2 separate regions of the Homo sapiens genome follow, and region 1 is linked to region 2. Evidence: read pairs that join two places in POLR2A ChIA-PET (ENCODE). Cell type or tissue: GM12878. All regions are shown on one strand.

Evidence for each region. ChIA-PET counts read pairs that join two places held together with the same protein. Peaks named below come from ENCODE experiments on the same cell type or tissue, not always from the same donor. Only the 100,000 strongest peaks of a DNase experiment are listed, where the experiment ranks them.
Region 1: POLR2A ChIA-PET joins it to region 2 with 8 read pairs; 5 of 35 experiments call an interaction of 5 or more read pairs at or near these places.

Annotation. Positions count from the first base shown.
Region 1 is chr5:96,314,811-96,319,810 of GRCh38, forward strand. LOC101929710 (a long non-coding RNA gene) reads left to right here. Exons shown (of 5, transcript NR_130776.1): 3 at 3,663-3,734. It also overlaps a transcript of CAST not described here. Among named protein-coding and RNA genes, the nearest start is that of PCSK1, 120 kb to the right of the region's middle. In GM12878, no CTCF peak of the experiment used is centred here; no DNase peak of the experiment used is centred here.
Region 2 is chr5:95,952,857-95,957,856 of GRCh38, forward strand. The region is part of intron 1 of ELL2 (elongation factor for RNA polymerase II 2); the gene reads right to left. Among named protein-coding and RNA genes, the nearest start is that of ELL2, 6.5 kb to the right of the region's middle. In GM12878, no CTCF peak of the experiment used is centred here; no DNase peak of the experiment used is centred here; H3K4me3 peaks cover 2,289 bases; H3K27ac peaks cover 1,024 bases.

The sequences.
Region 1 (5,000 bases), 360 kb after region 2:
ACATGCTGATCGTTACTGACTTAACATAAAGTACACACTCAATAAATACTTTTGACTGACCCTTTAAATTTGCAATATAGCTACATTTAAATGCAGAGGTTTTCTTTAACTTCAAAAAGGAATGATAGAAGCATTTGCTAAACAAGAAAGTTTATTTAGTAGAAGCCATTTATATATTAATATATTTAGGCAAAGTGGTGATCATAAGATTTGATTGATCTCAGGACTGGATTCCTCTCACCCTCACGCAATCAGTGTGATTATAAACCACATGTTATGGGAAAGAAAAGTCAAAGAATTAAAATAATTCTGTGACTCTTGTCTCCATTGTTAAACTGTGATACGGGTATAAGTAATTGCTTTAATCATGTCAGCAAAATATTAGGACTGTGGGATTAAACAATTGTTTAGTATAAGTATGTCCCATGCAATATTTGAGACATTCTTATAATAATAAAAAAGTTTGTTGTTTATCTGAAGTTCAAGTTTAACTACATACACCTTCTTTTATATGACAACCGTAGCCAAAGGGAAACCTCTGCACTTCACAGAGTGGAAGGACTGATAGGGAATACAGACAGTGCTCTTGGAAGCCAGTTCAGAAATGTATAGTGAACAATGTGAGGCCATGATTCCTTAGACTGGTCAGTATATGTCAACTCAGCAGCATGATCATCTTTGCCAGGGTAGAGAGCAAGACCAGAAACTGAGATCAGAAAGAGAAGTGGGAGTGGTGAAGTCACTGACCATATGGTCATTTGGGTCAAAGATGGCACCATTTAAAGGTCTGTAACTATGGTAGATTAAAGATAGCCACAAATTCTTTGCTACTATTTTTGGTAGAGGTCTATTGCCTTCCCTTTGAATGTGGATGGGCTCTGTAACTGCTTTGACCAATGGAATAATAGCAGAAGTGACACTGTGCCAGTTTTCTGAGCCCAGGCCCTAAATATCTGTAGGTTTTCACTTTCTGTTTCTTAGAACACTATTTTTGAGATCTCTGAGCCTCCATATAAGAAGTCCAGCTTTCCTGAGATGGCCATGCTGGAGTAGTCACATGTAGGCACTTTGGGTTGACAGATCCAGCTGAGCCCAGACTTCCTGCTGTCACCATCAAGTGACATGAGAGAGAAGCTGTTGTGGACCATTCAGACCACCTAAGGGTTGAGTACCCCCAAGTGAACTCCTTCAAGCCACGCAGAGAAAAACAAAACCCACCCAGCTGAGCCTGAGCCTTCTCTGAATTTCTGACCCATGACATCTGGAGATATAATTAAATGCTTGTCTGTTTAAGCTGCCAATTTTTGTATGGCTTTGTAACATAGTAATAGGTAACCAGAATAGTGAATATAAACAGAAGTTTCCCTGACCACATGGTGACTTAAGAAAGAAGTACTTGCCATCATTTTAGTATGTAAACTTCTCCATTTGCTTGTTTGCCAAGAAAATCTTGCTTAGAAAGAAATCTTACCTAGAATGCAATATATAATAGAGCTCAAAGTCAAGCTGCCTGAGCTGAAGCATAGCTAGGAGTCCAGAGTCACATCTTCTCTGTCCTCTTGTCCTAAACTCCCCAGATGCCAGGAGATGTTCTGTAGCCCAGCTGAGAAAGATTGTGAGGTATGTCTGAGACCTAATCTAAGAGGCAGGGGAACCACAATAAGATGTGCAAACCTGGGACTAGATGCAGAGAATGTTACCATGGGAAGCACGGCAAAACTGTCAGCATCAGATAAAGCCCTGCTTAAATGTGCAGAGGAGATCAAAAAGTCAGGTTGAAAGCACCAACAGCTGAACATGTTGTAACAAAGAAACTTTCTAAAGGTAGAGGGGAACCGTGAGAGAATGCAGCCAGAATCTGAGAACCCCCACAGAGAGTGTCATCAGGAATCCCAAAGGATAATGATGCAAGAAGAGGACTCTGACCTAAGCCACCCAGGGCCAAAAGACTATACTAATTCCTTTGAGAGGAAAGATGAAATAAGACCACACCTGGGTTATATATGCTGTAATTACTGATATTTATCTAACTTAATTGCCAAGTAAATCTGTTTCTAGTTTTACTCTGGCTCTTCTCAAATTAAGTCTTTTGTTTTCCGAATATTACACATAAGATCTCTGTGTAGATAATGTTGAATGGAATGTTGAACTGGGAATGGTTGGCCTTAAAAGATTATCTAGTTATGTTCTTGGTACCTAAAGAGAGACTAGGTTTGAGTGAGCAAGGCCTCTGTATAAAAGATACTAGTTAGATAACATACACCGAAGGAGATACTTGTCCAGCTTGAACATTACCACACACATTTGACATTTCAGAAAACTACTGGTTTATTTAAAGCAAGTCACACGTACATTATAAAGGTGTCATCCTGGCCAGGTGTGGTGGCTCATGCCTGTAATCCTAGCACTTTGGGAGGCCAAGGCAGGTGGATCACTTGAGCCCAGGAGTTTGAGACCAGCCTGGGCAACATGGTGAAACTGTGTCTGTACCAAAAATACAAAAAAAAAAAAAAAAAATTAGCTGGGCATGGTGGTGCACTCCTGTAGTCCCAACTACTAGGGAGGCTGAGGCAGGAGAATCGCTTGAGCCCAGGAGGCAGAGGTTGCAGTGAGCTGAGATCATGCCACTGCATTCAAGCCTGGGCAACAGAGTGAGACTCCATCTCAAAAAAAAAAAAAAAAAAAAAAAAAGAATGGTGTCATCCTATTTTAGAATGAAAACCTTAAAACCTAGCATATTTTGTTCTGTATATACTTGAAAAATAATTTTATCTGATGAATATGTATGATGATCATAATAATTATTTAGTCATATTACATGAACCCTTCTTCCAAGGAAGTGCAAAGCTTTTAAACAAGCCACTTCTAAAAACTGTCACATCCTATTGCATGCAGCAACAATCAGAGAAGCCCTGACTTGGCATTTTAGTATATTAATAGGCTGAGTGAATTCCTAGCTTAACTGAGGTGGGCCCCTTGGAGGATCTTATGGGTGTTTTTTTAGGAAACAAACCAAACATATAAAGGTTTGGTAACATCTGCACCCTGATATTATTCTCAATATGCATCCACAGACTACAAAGCTAAAGCTCCTTCAGAGCCAATAATGCTGCATCCTGGAAAGCAGATCAGCAAATAGCTCAAATTTATTCCCAATCCATAATGCTGACCACACAACAACAGAAAAACAGCTATGATAATGCTATCATGGCGTGGTCAGTTGTTGTAACAATAGCTCAATGGCTTGATAGCCTGAGCAGTAAAATATCTAGGCATCTGAACTTAAAAAAAAATCACAGCAATTTGTAGTGAGAGCAGCAAAAACATATTTGTAACCATAAGACGCTGATTCATTTTCTTGCCTGTTAACCTTCCTACTGGAGCAATTGCTCCCCTGGCTGGATTGCTGGATGATGAAGTGATCAATTTCTGGACACCCAGCAAGTTGCTATGTATTTGAAACTCTCCAGTGCTGGAGTAGGCAATTATTTTCACTTCCAGCTCAGCCTGGTATGTTTAACCGAACTCAAAGAACCTTCTATGGGAAGTGAATGCTTTTTGCCGATGTATTGGCACACACATTTCAGAGATAATGGTGATAGCTCCACAAGTTTTCAGGAACTGTGTTTCTGGACTGATTAATTTTATTCTTGCTCCCACAGCTTTTGGTTCCAGAGGGCCATAGTCTTCATATACTTCAGCACTCCATGAAGGCTTTCTTGGTACTGTTCAAAGTAAGATATAACAAGTTGCTGTGTTGCATACATCTTTACACCTTCATTGCTTGTTCTCCCAGGCATGCTATCATACCCAAGGCCACATGGTGAGATGGAAAGACACTGCATCTGAAGTCAAGGGACCAAGGTTTCAAATTCTCAATGTCCCCCTTGCATGATGGGCAACTGACATATCACTCCGCACTTTGCTTGTTGATTTCTTCATTGAGTGACAGTAAAATGGTTGAGTCTGTTCCCAGCTGTCAGACTGCCAGGAATATCTAGTAGTTTGGTTTCCTCTTCTGGAAAATGACATTAGTAGTTAATGCTACAGTGTTTACTTTGTGCCAGGCCATTTCCTAAGTACTTTACATATATATTTACTCTTTTAAGTCTCATGACAACCCTATGAGGTAGTGTGTTAGTACATTTTGCATTGCTATAAAGGAATACCTAAGACTGGGTAATTTATAAAGAAAAGACATTTATTTGGCTCATGGTTCTGCAGGCTGTAGAAGCATGGCACCAGCATCTGTTTGACTTCTTATGAGGCCTCAGGAAGCTTATAATTATGGCAGAAGGTGAAGGGGAAGCAGGCATGTCACATGGCAAGAGAGGGAGCAAGAGAGATGCCAGGCTCTGTTAAACAACTAACTCTCATGTGAACTAACAGAGTGAGAAATCACTCATTACTTCAAGAACAGCACCAAGACATTCACAAGGAATCTGCCTCCGTGACCAAAACACCTCCCACCAAGCTCCATCTGCAACATTGGGGATCACATTTCAACATGAGACTGGGAGGGGATGCACATCCAAACCATATCAGGTAAATGCTATTATTCTCATTTTGCAGATGATGAAAATGAAACACAGAAAAATAAACTTGTCCAAGCTTGTACAGTTGATAAGAAACAACTTTGAACCCAGGGATTTGAACCCAGGCAATCTGCTCCATAATCTATGCTACACTACCTTCCCCATGGGTTGTTATATAGGTTAGTTGTGCTATCAATGAAATGTGAATAGTAAGACCAATCCTACAGACTTCACAGGCGTGCTCTGTGTATCACAGTCACAATAGATGTGAAAACAATGTGAGATGAGCTGAAAGTGCTTTAGAAACCATAATGTATTGTTACCTTCTCTTCAAAGTTACCAGTAAGCAACCTCACTTTTGGGTTCTAGAACTTCCAGATGATATTAGGTGATAGAAAACGGAATCACTATTTAGTTATTTGAGAAAGTCCATGCCAGGTGCTCTAAAGTGAGTGTCTGCTGTCC
Region 2 (5,000 bases):
TAGAGACCTCCAACATTCAGAGGCCAGTCAAACAGAGGAAAGTAGGCAAAGGAGAATGAGAAAGAATAGGCAGAGAGGTAGGAGGAAAATCAGGAAAGTGTTTCTAATAGGAAGAAGTGGTCAAGAGAATGGAATACCACTGAGGTCTGGTAAGATGGAAACAAAGAGATGACCACCGGATTTTAACAGGGACCTTGGCAGGTATAACCTCACGGGTGTGGTGGAAACAACGGGCTGAGCAGAGGATGGCAGGTAAAGAAGACATCTCTTTGAACACAGACTTTATAGTGTTCATTTTTTTTCACATTTGCCTGCTTCTACTAAAATGACAAGCACTTTCTTGGCAGGGACCATTCATGACTTATTCAGCTTTCTATCTCCAATGCCTAGTTCTATCCCTGGCAAATGTCAGAAGATAAATACATGTTTGCTGAGTGAACAAACGAATATTTGGTAGTTTAACTCTACCTCTTAACTTTTTATTAAAGAAAAAACATCTTAAGATACTCAGCTGACTTTTTATTACATGGACACTTTTTCTGGCTCTTGAGGTATCATGGTTTCTAATAATGGAGCCAAAAGCAATGATATTAAATGTTATCTTAAAATATGCTAATACTTGTTTCTAGCTAAGCATATTTAAGTCTTAAAGTATCTCTGTGAATCTTATAAGAAAGTTCAAGCCTGGCTACACCCTTGAATAAGCTCACAGTTGAGTGAAAAAGTCTTCCAGACTAGGTTATCTCCCTGGATCAAGAAACAAGCGCTCATAATAGTCCATTACAATGTGTATGTATAGCAAAAGTTTTATGCACTCATGATTCTTTTGTTTTTCATAAGGAACTGCCAATAAAAAAGAAATAAAGGAATCAAAACACCAAAACAGAAATAGAGGTAATGTGAGGTAATTGAAAGCACTCCTTCAAGGACTTTAGGAATTACACTATTTCAAAATAAAACTTGAAATGTAAATCCAGGAACGTTATATAGAGTTACTTACGTTTCATTAATCAATAGGACAGAAACCACAGAAGGTCTGATTTCCATGTTAAAATAAAATTAGATTTCATATTATCAGTGCTTTATGATGGCCTTAAGTACAATTTATAGACGTTATTCAATAAAGAAAGTCTATAAAAATACAAACAAAATTTAAAATGCCCTGCTCAAAACCAAATTTTTTTCCCAAAGAATTTCAACTTTCCTCAAAACGTCAACAATCTCCAAAATTTCCATCCAAATAAAACAGTTTATATAAGACATGTTAAGTAATACAGCACTGTTTTATATATCTGTCTGCCTCAAACTCCTGAATATACTTCACAAATATAAAACATCTAATCAAACCCAAGTCTTTTCATTATCAACTAAAAGACTGAGTGAATGTTCACCAAAATATCACTCACATCTTTATCTCTCCTACCCCCAACTCCACTCTCCCAACTGCTTCCAATTTCCCTTTTTCTATTAGGGGTACTCCTCCTAGTGCCAATGGCTAGAAATCTCAATTCAATCCTGCTTCTTTAAAATATCTTGTTAAATTATTCTTTTTTTTTTTTTTTTTTTTTAAGACAGAGTCTTGCTCTGTCGCCCAGGCTGGAGTGCAGTGGTGCGATGTTGGCTCACTGCAAGCTCTGCCTCCCGGGTTCACACCATTCTCCTGCCTCAGCCTCCTGAGTAGCTGGGACTACAGGCGCCTGCCACCACGCCTGGCTAATTTTCTTTTCTTTTTTTTTTTTCTTTTTTTTTTTTTTTTTTGTATTTTAGTAGAGACAGGGTTTCACCGTGTTAGCCAGGATGGTCTCGATTTCCTGACCTCGTGATGCGCCCGCCTAGGCCTCCCAAAGTGCTGGGATTACAGGCATGAGCCACTGCGCCCGGCCAATATCTTGTTAAATTCTATAGACTCTATTCATCTCCTACCTCTCCCACCAACACCCTAGGGTGGACTCCAGTTATCTCTGGCCTGGACCACAAACTTCTTCCTAACTTGTCTATCTCCTTCCAGATTCACATTATAGTCATCCTGCACACCAGGGCCAGAATAATCCTAAAACGTAGATCAAATTACCTTATATTTCTACTCTGTTTACAGAATAAAATCCAAACTTCTTAGTAAGGTAATGAATCTGCTCTGACCTACTTTTTCTCTCTTAAACTCAACTACATTTTTCTCTTGCCCTTCATGTTAAGCAGAACAGGGTCTTTATGGCAATTCTTGGAGCTTGCCCTAGCTACCACTCTTCTTTGCTTACCTATGCCATTGTTTCTGCTGGAGATGTGGTCCCCATCCAGTTTCTGTCTGCTAAAATCTTGCTAAAATCCTTTAAGACCCAAGGATTTTAGACCAATAACATATAGGATCCCTGTGAAGGAAAGAAACTCATGCCATTTGTTTAACAATCTAGTTACTATGAAACCAGCAGCCAAATGCCCTTTCTGTAGAGGTCAATTCAAGGTGATAATTTTATTCATGAATCTTCAAGGAGCTTATAGCTTAATTAATAAAATTCCCTTTTCTTATATCCTGAATTAAACCATGCAAATGCCAGTTTTGGTCTTTGCTGGCAAAGTATTAGTGGCAACTCTTAAACCAGTTCTTCCTGAAGATTTAACATTGGCTCTCAAGAGCCATAGTACTGCCACAGAAAAAAATAGGAAGGAAGGAAAGAAGGAAGGAGATAAAAAAAGACAGAGATAGCAATCCTCGCTGGTAACCTGACCCGAGTTATGCTGTGTTTTCCAGCTTTAATTTGCTCTAAAGACATGGACATTAATTTATTATATTCTACTCCAGAACTGCGGTAAATTTGTGCATAAGTTATAGGAAATTCTGTATGGAGCTGAGGTATGCAGGACAGTCAGATGTTGGGTTATATACATGTTGTTTTCTTTATTGTAAGACTTAGTTCATCTTCAGTGTAGGAATGTCCATAATATCACATTTTAGGGACATTTTCTCAAACAATCTAAAATACATTTGGCCCAATCTAGCAAATGGTGGGCTGGATCTAGTGCCGGGCTCCTAAGCTTCTCTGTTGCAGAGAAAAGGGTCATCACAAATTGTTAAAAGTGACCTAGCCTTAGTTCAGCTGAAATTCTCATTTTCCTCTCTCTGCTGGCTTTATCACCAATTACCTAATAAGCCTTATGAACACAGCTTCTGTAATTTTTCACAAGTGCAAATGGAGCAAATGGAAAGGCTGAATCTGGTGATTGTCCTTGGTAAGCTTTTCTGTAAGTCATTCCAAGAATTCTACGCCCCTTTCCTTTTAAATTCTTTTCTTGAACATGTTCCAATCCTTCACATATGTTCTTTCTTTCTCTTCCCAATTCTGGTGCCAAGCTTCCCTGTCTATCTTTTTAGGCAATCTGGCTACTACTTTTCTCAGGGAGGAACACCCTCCGTTGCATTGAGCAACTGGGCATCTGAATAAACTTTCCAAACACTGAAGGATGGGGCACAAACTTGACTTTACTTGATAAAAAGCATTTTAAAATCAAGCACAGACTGAAAATGGGTCTAAGTTAAAAGTCAGTAGGATTAATTTATTTAAATTAAACTTGGCTACATTTTAAAAGTGGAGCAAATAGAATCTGCTAAAGCAAACCTCACTGTTTTACTTAATAAACATGTCCAACAGTGGTGGCAGTGCTGTGCTGGCAGGTCTGGATGCTCAAGTGGTGGCTTAAGAACAGTCTTCTGCATTTATAAGGCAGATTATTGAAAACACATACAAAATATGGGCAGGCAAAAAAAGAAAGAGAAAAAAGCAGAGTATGAGTCTTTTCTGTGTCTTAAACTATAATGAATCAAATGCTAAAAAGTTCACCTGGTAGAAAAAAAGGATAAGGCAAGGAAGTCACTTACCCTCTGACCTATGGACTCAGTGATTTAACAAAAGGTCAAGTAACACATTGAAGGGAGCTACTATGAAGGACAATAATTTTGGAGGCTTAAATAAGAACTTATGCTTTGTAAATAGCATCTAAAATTATGAAAAATTAAATGGCAATATATATGTACAAATTTTAAAAACATTATCACTTTCCTAGAAGACACTAACAAAGGCAGAAAAATGTATTTCAATCCAATGGAGTTGACAAGAGAAAGTGTTAGCAGAATCCCACTTAAAGGCATCTGCTTTCTGATCTTCAGGGATAGAGCAGGAGTAGCCCCTGCCCCCAAACACAACTATGCAAGACTGTTTATGTAATAGTCAGCAAACATGGTAGTATTATTTGAGCCACCACCTTTGAAACTTTGAGTAAACATTTTTTAAAAACTAAACTGACAGGCTCAGCAACAAAATCTGAAAATAATGCTTTGATATAGTTTTTGTTATAAAAGTAAGTTACTCAAACATCAAAATAAAGCCAGCAGCATTACTGAGGAACCTAGCTAAAATGTATTTTTAAATGTTGGATTTTAATTTTAAATATAGTTTTCCATTTGGGGGAAATATGTAATTACAGTAATATATGCTCATTTAAAATATGTAGAGCTTATGTAGACCACACAATCACAGATAACAATTTAAAATGACTATAAAGTTGTAATTTGTGATTTTATTTATTTAGCAACTTTTCTCCTCATTCAAAATAATCTACATTTTAAAAGGTTAATATTGTAGATATCTGTATTATCATGTCTAAATTTTTCTGCCAATCATGAAAATAACTTTCCAGTTAACATGATACACAATCAACTTGAAACCATTTCTGTATTCAAAGTGAGTAGCAAAACAACTTTTACAAGATATTTACTCCAACTATAACTCTCATTGCTGGACTCACAATGCCCCTCTGCCTGTTTAGAAAGGCTCCCAAGATCACTTCTCTAAAAATAGGGAACCTGAATAATGAAGGTCAAGTAGGATTATGTGTCTTTTGAAACAGTGAGGAATTGTAATTTGAAAAAAAACAAGATTTCAAAATTTTCATCAAATATTCTGTTTCCACAAACCCTTAGAACGCTGTAAATTTGCTCAATTACATCT